Regions from separate parts of the Homo sapiens genome. Here region 2 is linked to region 1. The links are chromatin loops, found by intact Hi-C in ENCODE. Cell type or tissue: endothelial cell of umbilical vein. All regions are shown on one strand.

Evidence for each region. Peaks named below come from ENCODE experiments on the same cell type or tissue, not always from the same donor. Only the 100,000 strongest peaks of a DNase experiment are listed, where the experiment ranks them.
Region 2: a loop joins it to region 1, with 5 times the contacts of the local background. A loop is called at or near these places in 16 of 110 quality-filtered maps.

What each region holds. Positions count from the first base shown.
Region 1 is chr5:73,789,144-73,797,143 of GRCh38, forward strand. It overlaps ARHGEF28 (Rho guanine nucleotide exchange factor 28), which reads left to right. Exons shown (of 36, transcript NM_001177693.2): 8 at 5,259-5,311; 9 at 6,188-6,248. Among named protein-coding and RNA genes, the nearest start is that of ARHGEF28, 170 kb to the left of the region's middle. RefSeq lists an enhancer at 6,898-8,000. In endothelial cell of umbilical vein, a CTCF peak has its summit at 3,772 (motif pointing left); DNase peaks (open chromatin) are centred at 1,078, 3,758, 4,898 and 7,598; H3K27ac peaks cover 2,583 bases.
Region 2 is chr5:73,515,514-73,523,513 of GRCh38, forward strand. No RefSeq gene overlaps it. Among named protein-coding and RNA genes, the nearest start is that of BTF3, 21 kb to the left of the region's middle. RefSeq lists a silencer at 4,263-4,462. In endothelial cell of umbilical vein, a CTCF peak has its summit at 4,337 (motif pointing right); a DNase peak (open chromatin) is centred at 4,388.

The DNA of each region.
Region 1 (8,000 bases):
AAACAAAACAAAGTAGATACCTCCTATCTATCTATCTACCTATCTATCTAATGGAATACTATTTGGCAGTAAAGAGGAATGAAGTACTAATACATGCTACGGCATGGGTGAATCTTGAAAACATTATGCTACATGAATCCAGTTTCAAAAGACTACATATTGTGCAATTCAATTTATATGAAATATCCAGAATAGGCAATTCTGTTGAGACTGAAAATAGATTAGTGGTTGCCTTGGGCTGGGGTGTGGAAGGAGGATGGTGAGGTGGTTGGGGAGAAATGTGGAGCGATTGCTAATGCGTGTGGGGTTTTCTCATTGGAGTGATGAAAATATCCTAAAATTGATTATGGTGATGGTTGCAGAACTCAATATACTAAAACCCATTGAAGTGTATACTCTAAATGGGTGAATTGTATAGTATATGAATTATACCTTAATAAAGCTGTCATAAAAACATATATGGGGGAGTATATACCAACATTTAATGGTAGTTATATTGATTTTTTTGTTTAGTTTTTTTTCCAAGTTTTTATTTATTTTATTTATTTTTTTGATACAAAAGACTTTATTGCAGCATGGGCTTCATGTTCACATTGGTTCTCCTTGCCCAGCAAGTCCCCCAGGAGCCTTGTGAGCAGCTCAGATAGATGCTGCACACACACTCAGTTTGTGTCACAGCTGAGGAACCCCAAACTAAGAAATCCCAAATCTTATAAGGAGACTGCTAGCAAGCCTGCCCAACCCTTGCACTGGAAGAGGCTGTTATCTTTACTACCCTGGTCTGAAAACAAATCTGCCTTCATCCCCAGGGGAAACACTATTTCTCGGTTTCAAGACTGTTGGCCACAAAACCATCCTTCAAAAGATAATCCGGTAGAAAAGTTTTCACAGTAAGAGTAGGCACACCATGGAGAATGGCCTGCAGCAGTCTGGTGTTGCAAGAGGGCTACTGTGGCTCCAAAATCATTTCTTCATTGAACTCTATTCAGACAAAAAGAGCAATGGAAAAAGATCCTTTTGCCCTGCAACTTTTTTTTTTTCTATTAGTGATAGAAGCCTTTTTTGGAGAGGTGCCAGGAAAGTTTCTATTAAGACTCTGGCCAGAATTGGATCATATGTTAACCTCCAGACAAAAAAAACTGTGTAAGAGGAGGGACTTCTCCACTGTCTTAAATAATTACTTTTGTCTTTAAAAAAAGAAACACAAGTAATTTAAATGAAAAAAAACCTGTATTTTAAAGAAGATGTCTTAAATTCTTTCTGAAACAATATAGAATAGAAATATAAAAATGATATGCCAAGGAGCACATTTTGGAGTTGCTTGAGGCCAAGGATTTCTTCCATCTTGGTTTCTTCTCCCCAGCTGCTGCTCAGTAGGGACCAGTGGAGCTTGTTGAATTGAGTGGAATGTTGGGCTCTCACTCACTGATAAGTCTCATTTTGATATTTCTGTAAATAAGTGCCTCATTGTTGCTCCCAGTCCATATTTATACCGAGCAGGCAAAATGAAAGTTCTTATTAGTAGTCCCACTTTTAGGAAAAAAAAAAAAAAAGGAATAACTGGGATATTGAAACAAACTTTCAAAGTGTGACAACAGTCTCTGAATTAAGAGTGGCAAGTAGTCTCTCAAGTGCCTTTGCCATTTTAATTCTCTGGCCATTGTGAATTGAATTTGTACACTAGGATAAAACATTGTAGCAACACATGCAGGTGCAGTAGTTAGTAGTGAAACAGCAATACTTACTAAGTGGAGAGGAAAAGGGTTGGCTTTTGGACTTACAGAGCTGGAAGGGTGGGAGGAAGTAAGGAGAAAAGGATTCATCTGTCTATGAATCTGGCAGTTCAGAAGTTGTGATAAAATAGCGCCAGTATTGGAAGTGTTTCAATTAGTTAATTCTAAAAAGTAAACAACTTTTCCTTCTCTGTCCTGATCCACAGCTTGTCTAACCATCCACCACATCTTGTCAGCTATGTATATTTTGGGCCACCAGATGTAGGTGGAGATGAGAAGCATTTATTCAGCACCTGTTAAGTGCAAAGCACCCAGCTTGGTGCTGGGGATACAAGGGTTGAGCGGAAATCGATCTGGTCCCAGCTCTCCCAGAATTTACAGCCTATTGAGAAAAAAAGATTCATTCAAAGACTATGAACTACCCACCATGTATGCCAGAGAGGCACAGAGGCTGCTATGAACACTACCATCAGGGTGTTTTTCTGACATTTGTGGGGGCAGGCAGAGCAAACTGAGAGCATGATCCTGGTTTTCCACCTGTGCTTTTGACACTACCCTGTAGATGTAAGCCAGTGGTGGACTTGGTTGTTAACAAGACAACACTGGTGGTCTGGCTGCGTCTGACCACGATTCTTCTGCCACATCCAAATGGTGATTAAAATCAGAATACTGAGCATCCTGTGTTTTTGGTTGTAAGCTTTTTTATTTGCTTAAGTCTAGACTCTGTGGTCTCATTTGCAAAATAAGACAGTAAGACATGTGCATAGAGGTGAGTTTTTTAGGCGAATCTGTTTCTTAATGAGACACTGGCATGAATCTTACAGCGACTTAACCCTGTTCACTGGTGCAGTGTCACTAGTAAACATAAGTCTTAGAGATTATCTCTTGTTCCATTATAGTTTGGCAATAACAAAAACCATGTTTATCAAGTTTGGCAAGTCTGATTTAGAGGAGTAATCCTTACTTCTGGGTGGGCTTGAGGGCAAGATTAATAGGCCTTTAAAACAGAATAGGTAGAGTTACTGATACCATTATCTGCTAAAGGTTGCTATAGCAATGAGTGGTTTGATTGCACTGTGTAATTGGTGGTACAGTGGGTTAGTGTAAAAGGATCCTACTAATTTAACAGAAACTCTCCTAGAGCAATTTAATTAATCCATTAGAATGAATGCCAAATTCTTTGAAAGCTCTAAGATATGGTTCTGTTTAGTTCTAGGTTAATTAAAGATACATTATTATCTGGAATCAGCACAGTATCACTAATATTTTTAAATGATTTTTGGATAAAGACTTTCTACATTTAAGTTATTTTTTAAATGATGAGGTACAATTTTTAATGAAGACATATATTTTAATATAGTTTGTGGTACTTGTTCTGAAGTGAAAAAAATTGCACTGGACTACACGGAAAAACGTAGGCATGGCAAGCTATAAAAACTAGTTCACTGGCCTTTTGAGAAGGGAAAGGAAGCTGGAACCTAAATGCACTACCAGGTGTGAACACATCCTCTGTAACTGCAAACTTCACTAACAGATGAGATTGCCTTTTCCATTAGCAATCTGGATAAAATGTGTACTGTTCTTCCGAATAAATGCTGTATGTACAGAATTCTTTAGGAATGCAATATAATGATCATTTAAGAGTTTATGGCTGAGATGACTTTAAAGGAATGAATGTCCTAAAACAGGCAAAGTAAAAGGGTGTGACTCTTGATGTCTGTGCAGATGTGTCTGTTGAAACTCTGGTCCAGGTTATCCTTCCCTTCTTTTTTTTTTTTTTTTTTTTAACGCCTTTGTGGTTTCTTTCCTACTTATCCCAATTTTTAGTGTTTGAGTATATGAGTTTCAAAACCAAACCAAATCCCTACTGTACACTTATAATGTGCCAAATACCATGGTAGGTGCTTCACATCAATTTTCTGCATCTATGTAGTGGGACAAAAATGCTAATTTTAACTATGTGTTTTGGACTTTGGCACTTGAAAGCAGGTCCTTGAAGGGTGAAATTAGCCCATTTTGACATTCCTACCTCTGGCAATGTTACTCTGCTGCCACCTGGAGGCCTTCTGTGGGATGTGCATTTAAAGGCCGGCAGGGATGCTGTGTACACAAGCTGCCTGGGCTGGGTGTCCACTATGATCTTGTCCTCATTCCCTGCTGAGATCAGTTGACATGACCACACAAAATTGGGGTTATTACTTTGTTCGCTGGTTATTTCCTTGTTGGTTTAATCATAGAAGCTAATATGCATTATAAATTCAAGAGCAATATACTATTGTGGCATGCAAATGTAGTATTACTTGCTTTCTGCAAAGCAAATTCAAAGTTATTGTTGTCCAGATTTTTAGAAACACAAGACAAGGATTGTTGGTTTCTCTGCTCCATCCTGATCTTATTACTTATAGCTCCATCCTTGTAATTTGTCATCTTTATTATGATTTGTCATGTAGAGCCATATAAATGAATACCTTATACATTTTCTAAGCATAAACATGGATGATAACTCCTAGCATTGTTGCCCAGAAGTGAGAAGAGCTTGAATAAATCCACCTGCAGATTTGGGGCATTAGATAAATTAATAGGAGTGACAAAACGGAATAGGGAAGGTCTAGGTAATGAACCTGCTGGAAAACTTCAGGCGTTTCCCCAGGATTAGCATAAAGCAGGGCTGTGGGGGAAGGGATGTGGAGATTCCAGAAAAGGAGTGAGACCCCACAATGTTGTATGTTAATGCAAATCTGGGGTAGAGACTTTCAGTCATATGTCCTTGCTAGGGATATCGAGTGCTTTAATTTTCCCCAGGCCCAAACCTGTTCTTGGTGGTTATTTCGACAATAGCGGCTCTTGTTTAAGGGCAACTGAGTATTTGGGAACAGAACCAATCAATTAAACCACAGATAAAAATGCTGCCTTGGGTGAACCTTTTTTTTTTTTTTTTCTTCATCCCAGTACATCCTGACCACTACTGTTTCCAGGAAACCCTTTATTCAGAAAGAGGACACCCGGTGTGCCCGGGGCTGAGGTTGGAGCTGAGGGCTATGCTGGTGTTCTTGACCTTCAGTGATGTGTAAGGAAAAGCCAGACCTCTTATATAATGAATTACGCTCTTTTAAAACATATTGAAATCTGTGGTATTTGAGGAAATAGACATGTGGGATTTCCTCAGGTGGGTACGAGTCACGTCCTTACAATCTGCTATTTTGAAGAACTTGCGGTAGTGAGCAGCCTTCCTTTGGAATCAAGGGCATTTATTTATTTAATGATAATTTTTTCCCCTTCAGGATTTCCTGTGAGAGCTCCTGGGCTTGTTTCCATCTTAGTCCACACAGATAATACCAGAGTATGGACAGTCGGGTTATTAGACACTCTGCTCTGTGGAGAGCTGATTTTTAAGAGGCCTAATCTAAAAACCTATCTCTGTGCAGAAGGCTCCTGGGCAACTCATTTACACTTGTCAGCTAGTAGTTGTTGTTCTTCTTAACAAAAGCTCCCATCAGCAGATCCTGATAATTATTTCTTTTGCAGAGATTAAGAATTCAGTGTCCAGCAGATCAGCAGCTGAAAAGGAAGATATAAAGGTAATGAATGACTCCCTGCTTCTTTCTTTGCACGTCTTTCCATAAAGTAGAAATGAAGATTTAGTGGTAATAAAAATGTTTAAAAAACACTAAAAAAAGGATGTGCCCCAAGTCACTTTCAGAATAATGTGAAATTCTGTTTTCTTTTTCTTTCTTTTTTTTTTTTTTTTGAGATGGAGCCTCGCTCTGTCACCCAGGCTGGAGTACAGTGGCACGATCTTGGCTCACTGCAACTTCTGCCTCCTGGGTTCAAATGATTCTCCTGCCTCACCCTCCTGAGTAGCTGGGACTATAGGCGCCCACCACCACGTCTGGCTAATTTTTGTATTTCTAGTAGAGATGGGGTTTTGCCATGTTGGCCAAGGTGGTCTCGAACTCGTGACCTCAGGTGATCTGCCCGCCTCGGTCTCCCCAAGTGCTGGGATTACAGGCATGAGCCACCGTGCCCAGCCCCATTTTCTTTATCAAATTCTTAATCCCTATTCTTTATAACCAAACCTAGCTATCTTTCTGAGTTGTAGTTGTATATGCAAGATGATTGAATACATTCTGCAAAACAAATTTCTACTTGAAGTTTGATGTTTATAGATATTTGACAACAATGTGATTACAAGAGTAAATGTGGGAGATGTCCTCTGAGAATAAAATAACCTGTGTACAGCTTTCAGGTGTGTTTCAGCTTGGGATAGATTCATTACTCACTTTTAGCTGTTAAATAATATTAAGTATAAGACTAGTTTTCTGTTTACATGTGATGATACTTGTAACATGTTTTCATTGATGCTTTCCAAGGTTGTTTTTCTAGTTCACAAAAATAAACATTAGTGTAGCATATATGTAATTTTTTAAAAATCCACCTGACTTTATCTCTTCCAGCGTGTCAAAAGCCTGGTGGTTCAACACAATGAACATGAAGACCAGCACAGCCTAGATTTGGGTATGAAATAACGCTTTTACCTATACTCGTAGGGGCATCCCAGATCCAGGTTTAGAGTGGACAAGAAGCAAGTAAATTTTAACATAAAATATTCCTTCCTGGTAACCTTATCTATTTCCTGAAACGCATCCAGATAAATTTTATTTGTAGGATCATTTGTAATACTATGACTCTAGAGGTTGAGACTCCATTTACAATCTAAAAAACAAGGCAATCAAAGCTTTTCCTGAACAGTTTTACTCTGAGCCAGAAGCTGGCTCTGGACTTGTCATATGTTCCCTTGTTATTTCTGTGAAGTAGGCACTACCAGTCTCAGGTTCAGGTGAAGCAGTTGAAGCACTGGTGGAGAGTAGATGGTGGAACCGAGACTCATAACTTCATTCCACCTGGCCCTAGAATCTCCAAGCTTACCAAAATCCCATTTTGATGCCCAGTGGGGTCCCCTTGGAGCTGAGCCTATGTGATCTACACTGCTGAGCTCAGGAAAAGACCAGATGTTTGTTCTGGGATTTGAGTCTGATGTGAGTGTCCTTTCAGAGGAACCAGGTGTTCCTCCACCCTTGGCAAGGTAGAGGTATTTCCTCCCTCTGACCTGGGAATTCTCATCTGATTACAATATTCTGTTTCACAACTCCCTGAGGACCCCTTCCTAAATCTCCTCCCAGGTACTCTCTATTTCTTCAAGGCTAATTTGGACCCCAGCCCTATCTCTTGAGTTACTTAGAGGTGAATAGAGCATAATGAAGCTAATGGGGTGTTTGAAGATACAGGCTGAGCTATCAGCAGAGGCTGAGTTTGGGCACCTGGATGTCTGTGAAGACCTCTGGGGCTGACAAGTGAGAGGCAGATGAGCACGAACCACTCCAGTTGGTTTCCTCTGGTTCTGTGAAGCTGAGGCATCTCACACACCTGGAAGGCACACATGGGCAGGACAGTCTTAGAAGTTGCAAGGGGTGAGGTGTTGCTGATGGTAGTGACTGAGGGCTCAAGCTGATGTGAAATCAGGAAAAGCTAAATCAATGCTCAGAGTGAGATTAATGGAGAAGGTGGGTAACCCACGGGGTCACCGTGAGCCTACACGTGCATGGGGCTCCCTGGAGGCTGAGGGAGTGTGGTTGGTATGCTGTGCCAACACACGACAGAGCAGTTACAACCATTCGGAAATCATGCTGTGTAGAGCAGAGCAAGGAGGAAGCACCCTTGGTGTTGGTTGATGGTGTTGCTAGTAGCTTGGCCACATGCCAGAGGTGGTTTCCAGGATCTTGCTGCATGTGGCCCTACTGAAATTGGAACAGAAATTTAGACCCACACTAAGCAATATACACGTCCTTAATATTTTTGCTATTTAAGGTAAGAGTAATGATTTACTTACAGAAGAGGGGAAGAGGAAGGCAAAAAGAGAGCAAACATCTCTGTATAGATGGCTGTTGTGGGCCACTGATGTCAGGGCCATTGCTGTTACTCACGCACACAGGATGTCTCAGCTACAAATTGCATCATGCTCCTGGGAATGTTAGCTTTGAAGAATGTTTGCTAAGATGAATTGCTGGGGGAGGGAGGTAGGCTACTAAAAGTATTAAACACTGAGACGATCTTAATTTCAGGTTTTAAAAACTCACTCTAGTTTCAAACTTGTAAACTTGTGAGCAAGAAGCATGTGCTACGGAAATTGTAGTAGTCTGACCTCGTCTGAGTGTTTTGTCAGTAACATCATTAAGTCTGTGAAGGATTTGAGAAAGATAAATGAGCACA
Region 2 (8,000 bases), 270 kb before region 1:
ATTTATTTTTTTAAATAGAGACAGGACCTCATTATGTTGCCAGGCTGCTTTTGAGCTCCTGGCCTCAAGCAATCTTCTCACCTTAGCCTCTCAGTGTTGGAATTATTGGCATGAGCCACTGCACCCAGCCTCATGATTATTTTTGTCAGTTACAGCAGCACTACCTTTTGCCAACAACGATACCCACCTTTGATATTTCCAAAGTGACCCATTGGCCAGAGTTGCTAAACAGCTCTGAACCTCCCTCAGGGGCTGAGTCTGGAGTTGCGGGATCTCTTGGGCCCCCACCTAAGGAACTAGCACTCAAACCCCCTTTTGGGTAAACAGTATTTTTTAACAAAAGGGAGATGGAGTGGTGTCTTTTCATAAGAGCCACTTCTAGACTCTAATCTTTTGTTCCTTTGGAACTATGTCAAATATACAAATAAATGCTTTTAGCTCTACCATTGGATAGTGCTTCAGAATTAGCAGCCCTGTCACATAGCTATGAATATTCACATTCTTGGTGAAGAAACTTAGGCTTGAAGAATCTTAAGTGTCACAGCCTGTCAGTGGTAGAAACAGGGACAAGAAGGCAATCAGACACTCCAAGTCTATTCGCCACACCAAAAATCCCTGCTGAAGATTCTCACTCTGCCAGACCACAAGGACCCTGCAAGCAAGGCCTTGCTCCTTGAACCAGATCTGGGTTCAATGTTAATTTATTCTTCCCACAGTAGCTACAGCCTTTAAAATGTTCTTACTCTCTCGGCTGGTCACAATGGCTCTTGCCTGTAATCACAGCACTTTGGGAGGCCAAGGTGGGAGGATACTTGAACCCAGGAGTTTGAGATCAGCCTGGGTAACATGGTGAGACCCCGTCTCTACAAAAAGTTTTGTTTGTTTGTTTGTTTGTTTGTTTTGTTTTGTTTTTAATTGGCCAGTCATGGTAGTGTGCACCTCTGGTCCTAGCTACTCAGGAGGTTGAGGTGGGCGTATTACTTGAAACTGGGAGGTCAAGGCTGCAGTGAGCCATGATTGCACCACTGCACTCCAGCCTGGGTGACAGAGTAAGACCCTGTCCCAGAAAAAAAGAAAAGAAAAGAAAAGAAAAAAATTGCCATAGGGGAAAAAGAAAATAAAAGTTTTTACTCTTTGACTTAGAAAACCTACTTTTTTTGGAGGAGGGGGACGGAGTCTCGCTCAGTCGCCCAGGCTGGAGTGCAGTGGCGCAATCTTGGCTCACTGCAACCTCCACCTCCCAGGTTCACACCATTTTCCTGCCTCAGCCTCCTGAGTAGCTAGGACCACAGACGCCCACCGCCACGCCCAGCTAATTTTTTTGTATGTTTAGTAGAGACGGGGTTTCACCATGTTAGCCAGGATGGTCTCAATCTCCTGACCTCGTGATCTGCCCAGCTTGGCTTCCCAAAGTGCTGGGATTACAGGCATAAGCCACTGCACCCGGCCCTTTTTTTTTTTTTTTTTTTTTTTTTTGAGACAGATTTTCACTCTTGTTGCCCAGGCTGGAGTGCAGGGGTGTGATTTCGGCTCACTGCAACCTCTGCCTCCTGGGTTCAAGTGATTCTCCTGCTTCAGCTTCCCGAGTAGCTGGGATTACAGGCGCCTGCCACCACACCTGGCTAATTTTGTACTTTTAGTAGAGATGGGGTTTCACCATGTTGCCCAGGCTGGTCTCGAACTCCTGACCTCAGGTGATCACCCACCTTGGTCTCCCAAAGTGCTGGGATTACAGGTATGAGCCGCCACACCTGGCCTAGAAATCCTACTTCTGAGGCTCTATTCTAAGCATATAATTGGATATACACAAGAAAGCTTTAGACGTAAAGACTTTTTTTTGGAGATAGGGTCCTGCTCCATTCCCCAGGCTGAATTCAGTGCAGTGGTGTGATCACAGCTCACTGCAGCCTCCAACTCCTGGGCCCAAGTGATTCTCCCACTTGGCCTTCCAAAGTGCTGGGATTACAAGTATGAGCCACTGGGCCCAGCCAATATTTTTTAAAATAGTATAATTGATAATAGGAAATGTTAAATGCTAAATAATGCTAAAATACATATTAAACAACTGTTTACTAAAAGCAATCAAAATAAGGTACCCAATTTTATATATAAAAGGTTCTTGAATGTGTAAAACAATTATATGAAAACACTAAGCATGAAAACAAAGACTGGGGCAGTCAGAGGCTATCTCTGGGTTGTGGCTTATTTGTTCATTCATTCCTTCAGCTAGCATTTACTCTGTGTTAAGCACTATGCTATATATATAGATACAAAGGTAAACAAGAAAGATATCTGCTTTTCCCTTGGTGAACTTACTTAGCTCTAGATAACAATATGGTTTTTAGCAAGGAGGTTTGTGTCAGAATCATCAGAAAGTGCTTGTTGAAAATACACATATTCAATACCTCACTCCTGAAGGTTGGGTTCACTGAGTCTGGGATGGGGTGAGGCATAATGTAATTTATTTAAAAATCTCTCTTAGTGATTCTGAAATACAGGCAGGATGACAGCTACTGTCTTAGAATAGAGGTCTCCAAACTTTTATGATTCTATATCCCTTCAGTAACAAAATAACTAAATAAAATAAAATTAGCATTCTGGCCAGGCACAGTGTTTCACGCCTATAATCCCAGCACTTTGGGAGGCCGAGGCGGGTGGCTCAGTTGAGGTCAGGAGTTTGAGACCAGTCTGGCCAACATGATGAAACTCCGTCTCTACTAAAATTACAAAAATTAGCTGGGCGTGGTGGCATGCACCTGTAATCCCAGCTACTGGGGAGGCTGAGGCAGGAGAGTTGCTTGAACCCGGGAGGTGGAGGTTGCAGTGAGCCGAGATTGTACCACTGCACTTCCAGCCTGAGCAACAGAGCAACACTCTGTCTCAAAAATAATAATAATAATAATTAAATAAAATTAGCATTCCATCACAATTTATTTATAGATTATATACCTGTACTAGTCCACTAATATGCATATTATTGTAAAACATTGTTTTACAATATTTAACTCAAAATTTAAATTTAAGAAGGATGAGATTAAATATACAATGTAAAAATAAAGATTCTAATATTTTCTCCTCTAATCCTACTAGATCATCTTGCCCACCTTTTGTGATCCATTTGAAAATTAATTCTCTCGTCTAAAGGATAATGAAGCTGTGAGAGGCAAAAAAGAAAGAAAGCTACTTTTATTTTGTTTTGTTTTGTTTTGTTTTTTTGAGGCGGAGTCTCACTCTGTCGCCCAGTCTGGAGTGCAGTGGCGGGATCTGGGCTCACTGCAACCTCCACTTCCCAAGTTCAAGCCATTCTCCTGCCTCAGCCTCCCAAGTAGCTGGGACTACAGGTGTGTGCCACCACGCCCGGCTAATTTTTTGTATTTTTAGTAGAGACGAGGTTTCACCGTGTTAGTCAGGATGGTCTTGATCTCCTGACTTCGTGATCCACCTGCCTCGGCCTCCCAAAGTGGTAGGATTACAGGCATGAGCCACCTTGCCCGGCCCACAAAGCTACTTTTAATAAGTCATTGCTTATTTAGCATCATAGCCCTCAAGGGTATCCAAAAATCTAATGCAAACATTAATAATTAAAATGAAATTAGATCTAAAAATAGGATTAGACATCAAAATAGACCTGTGACATTGACATAAAAGTAGAACAAAGCGTGTTGTCTTAGTCCATTTTCCACTGCTATAACAGAATACCACAGACTGGGTAATTTATTTTAAAAAAGGAAATTTATTTCTCATAGTTCTGGAGGCTGGGAAGTCCAATACCAAGGGGCCAGCATCTGGTGAGTGCCTTCTTGCTGCATCACAGTATGTTTCCAACACATGAAATTTGGGGGATACATTCAAACCATAGCACATGTATTTATTCCTCCAGTGCCTATTATATAACTGCAAGTCATTCCACTGCAGGTCAGCAGACATGAGAAAACGTTATGGGGTCTCTGGGCCCCAAAATCTGTCTTAAATAAGCCATTAACAACCAAGAGAGGAGAGGGGGAGGAGTTGTACAGACAGTTCCTTCCAAATGTTGAGGAACTTAACACAAAGCCTGAAGGGTGAGGTTGGGACAGTGGAATCCTGAGGAGGGACTGGGGCTAAGAAATGGGGAATACTTGAAGTGCAAATCCTCACTCACCTATCTTTTGGCGGAGGCCGATACATGCACATGCGCGCGCACATGCACACACACACACACACACACACACACGCACACGCACACGCACACGCACAGGCACGCAGAACAAGGGTTGTCAGGAAATTGAGCTGAGGTTGCCCAGAAGGCTTGTACTGCCTCTCCTAACTTACTGCTGAGACCCCATCTGGTGCAAGGCCAATTTCTATACTCAAGAGGGCAGCAGAGAGCAATGAATGGGCCCTCATTCATTTGAGATCTTCAGCACACGGGCCAATAACCACCACCCTTGCTGCTTGCTCGGAGCATCGTGGACCCAAGGTCTGGAAGGGCCAGAAGATACTCATGCCTGTCCCATGCTACTCAGGGATGGTTGACCAGAACACTTTAAGGCACTTGGAGATAAATCACCAGCCACTTGCCACTGCCGTTATGATTGTGTGTTCCATTTGTAAGCACTGTGAGGATTGTTTAAGTACCTTCAGACTCTCTTTACTTTCAGAGAGCCTGTGAGGTAAGTGGAATTCGTAGGATCATTTTATAGATGAGAAAACAGATGCCCAAAGATGTGAACACTTGCCCAGACTTCAATAGCTGGTTAGAGACAGGGCTCGACTTGAACCCAAATCTCCTAAAAAAGCAAATTTAGTTTATCCTGTGAAACTCAACATTTCTCAGAGTTCTTGGACAGTATGTCAAGAATCTGCAAATTCTCTGTAAGAATTAAAATTTTTGTCTTCACTGTGATAATTATCTGTAACAAAGATTAATATCTTTAAATAAAGAGACGACTTCGCAGAGTTACCAAGTGACACCTGTATTGCTCACTTACACAGTGTTGGTTAAGTGAAAGGTTTCTTTCTCCTAAGTTATAAACAAAGGCAGGAATGTATTAGAACTTCTGTTTTGCATGGAAACAGGCATTCTTATAAGTTATATTTTGAAACTCACCATAGAGAAACAGACTAAATAAAGACCAGACTTGACCTAGTATTTTTCTGTCATCAGCTCCAAAGTAGCAATTTAGTTTCTACAAAACATGTCCATCACATTAATTGAACATTGAAATTTTGAATTTTATTAGTTACATGGTATTTGGTTTCAATTTTTTTCTTTAATTACACAGTAATTGCTATGTTTTGGATGTATATGCCCCTATGAAATTCATATGCTAAAATCTAATGACTAAGATGATGGTTTAGAAGGTGGAGCCTCTGGTAGTGATTAGGTCATGAGGATCAATGAGGGCTCCAGCCTTGTGAACAGGATTAACGTCCTTACAAAAGGCTGCAGAGAGCGGCCTCGCTCTTCCCCTCTTCCACTGTGAGGATGCAGCAAGAAGGCGCCATGTTGGAAGCACAGAGCAGCCCTCACCAGAGACCGAGGCTGCTGGGGCCCTGATCTTGGACTTCCAGCCTCCAGTACTGTGAGAAATAAATTACTATTACTTACACATTACCCAATCTGTAGTATTTTGTTACAGCAGCCCAAATGGACTGAGACAGTAATCTACAATCATGGAGCTCATACAATGTTTTATATTTGTAGATATTGAAATAACATTATTATAGAAATGAAAATGATGGCAACATGTTGAGAGCTGGAGCCTGCAATAACTTTTCAAGAACATGAAGGGGTCCATCCATCACTTGGGTTTGAGGAACAGACAGCGGAGGACCCTGCCTCATCTCCTTCCGCTCCACGACGTCTCATGTCAAGAGCTGCTCGGCTTCTTTTGCTCCTCTCTCCTCTTCAGCATATCAGCCCTTATTCTTCTGTTACTGTGACTCCATACTTAGCTCTTGAGCACCTTAGCGGGGGTGTCCTTCTTGGGAAAAGTTTTGGAACCCTAATTTAGTCCAATTACCATAATTTACACATGAAGGAACTGGGGCCCAGATGGATAAAGTGACTCATTCAAGGGCACTGGAGATTGGAGCTGGCTCTCCTGATCCAAAGCCCAGAGCATAGATCCCCAGGAAAAGCACAGGGAAGCAGCACTTGCTACTTCCCACAGACCTGCTAATTTCCTGTTTCAAAATGGGAGCAAGGCTAGACCACAGTCATGGGTGCAAGGCATTATAAGAGGCATGGCACAGTCTGTTCCCAGAAATGCACCATTGATTTGAACACCCAAATGGCTAGGAATATTAAGAGCTAATCCAAACCATCAGAACTGCTGGCTCCAACTCTAGCAAAGAAAAATAAACAAAATCTTTCTAAACTTAGAAATGGTTCAGGATTATTTTTCTTTTTTTTTTCCAGCTCATCAAAGATTAGCTGTAGAGTTCTCTCCACCCACCTCCAACACAGTGATTAAAGGTCCAGCATTGCTGGCCAGGTACGGTGGTTCATGCCTGTAATCCCAGTATTTTGGGAGGCCAAGGCGGGTGGATCACCTGAGGTAGGGAGTTCGAGACCAGCCTGGTCAACATGGTGAAACCCCATCTCTACTGAAAATACAAAATTAGTCAGGTGTGGTGGTGCATTCCTGTAATCCCAGCTACTTGGGGGGCTGAGGCAGGAGAATCGCTTGAACCTGGGAAGCAGAGGTTGCAGTGAGCCGAGATCGCGCCATTGCATTCCAGCCTGGGCAACAAGAGCGAGACTCCATCTCAGGAAAAAAAAAAAAAAAAAGGTCCGGCATCAAAGCCTCCCTCTTCCTCAACAGATATTGTATGATGAAGGGCAGTCACTGCCCTGGGGGTCAGCAAACCTCTGGCTGGACTTGGATCTGCCAAGGAGAAGCTGGGCAGCCTTGGGGAAGCTATTGCTACTCTTCAGGCTTCCATGCCCTCTTCTGTAAAATGACCAGAATTACAGTAGAATTTCAGTGTTTCCTAATCTTCCCTGAAGATAAAAATCCCTTGGCATAGGCCAGGCACGGTGGCTCACACCTGTAATCTCAGCACTTTGGGAGGCCAAGGTGGGCGGATCACCTGAGGTCGGGAGTTTGAGACCAGCCTGACCAACATGGTGAAACCCCATCTCTACTGAAAAATACAAAAATTAGCCAGGCATGGTGGTGGGCATTTGTAATCCCAGCTGCTTGGGAGGCTGAGGCAGGAGAATCGCTTGAACCCAGGAGGTGGAGGTTGAAGTGAGCTGAGATTGTGCCACTGCATTCCATTCTGGGTGACAGTGAGACTTTGTCTCAAAAAAAAAACACTTAAATTTCTGAGCCCCGACCCAAATTTGGACTATTCAGGAAGATGCCTGGTAATCTATATTTAACGTGGTAATCTATATTTAACAAGAGCTCCACCTCATTGTTTTCCACCAGAAAACAGAACTGGATGAGCGGGGCCTAAAATTTGGAATCAGTAAAAGCTCCAGATATACTACAAGTGCGAATATGAGAGGGAGAACGTGGAATTAGTATCAGCCATTCACATGTGACAATAGAGATGTCAGCTTTGTTAGTGAGGCACTCAGCAAGGCTCTGAGGCACTGGGAAAGCAAGATGGGTGAGTTTTCATCAGAAGAGTGAATGGAGAGAGGTCAATGATGTGGTGTGCCCTGAGGGCAAGGGCGGGCCTACAAGGAGAGCCAAGACGATTGGCTTGGGGTGCCAAGGAGCAGCCACGCAGTTTCCAGGGAGACTGGTGGTAGGCATGCAGAGGAGGCCTGAGTAAGCCTGGAATGGAGCCCTCTACACGTCTTTCAGGGCCTCAAGTGGAGCTGGCTCTATTGCTGCATTTCAGAGGATGGGTGTTTGTCCAGTGTGGCGTATGGATTAGTGGTAGCCTGGCTTCAGGGGAATCAACTGGTCTCTCCTGATTACACGTCCTAACTATGGGAGGCCAAGTTCCATTTGATGTCTTTATGGGCGGTAGCACCATCATGACTTTCCGGTCAGATA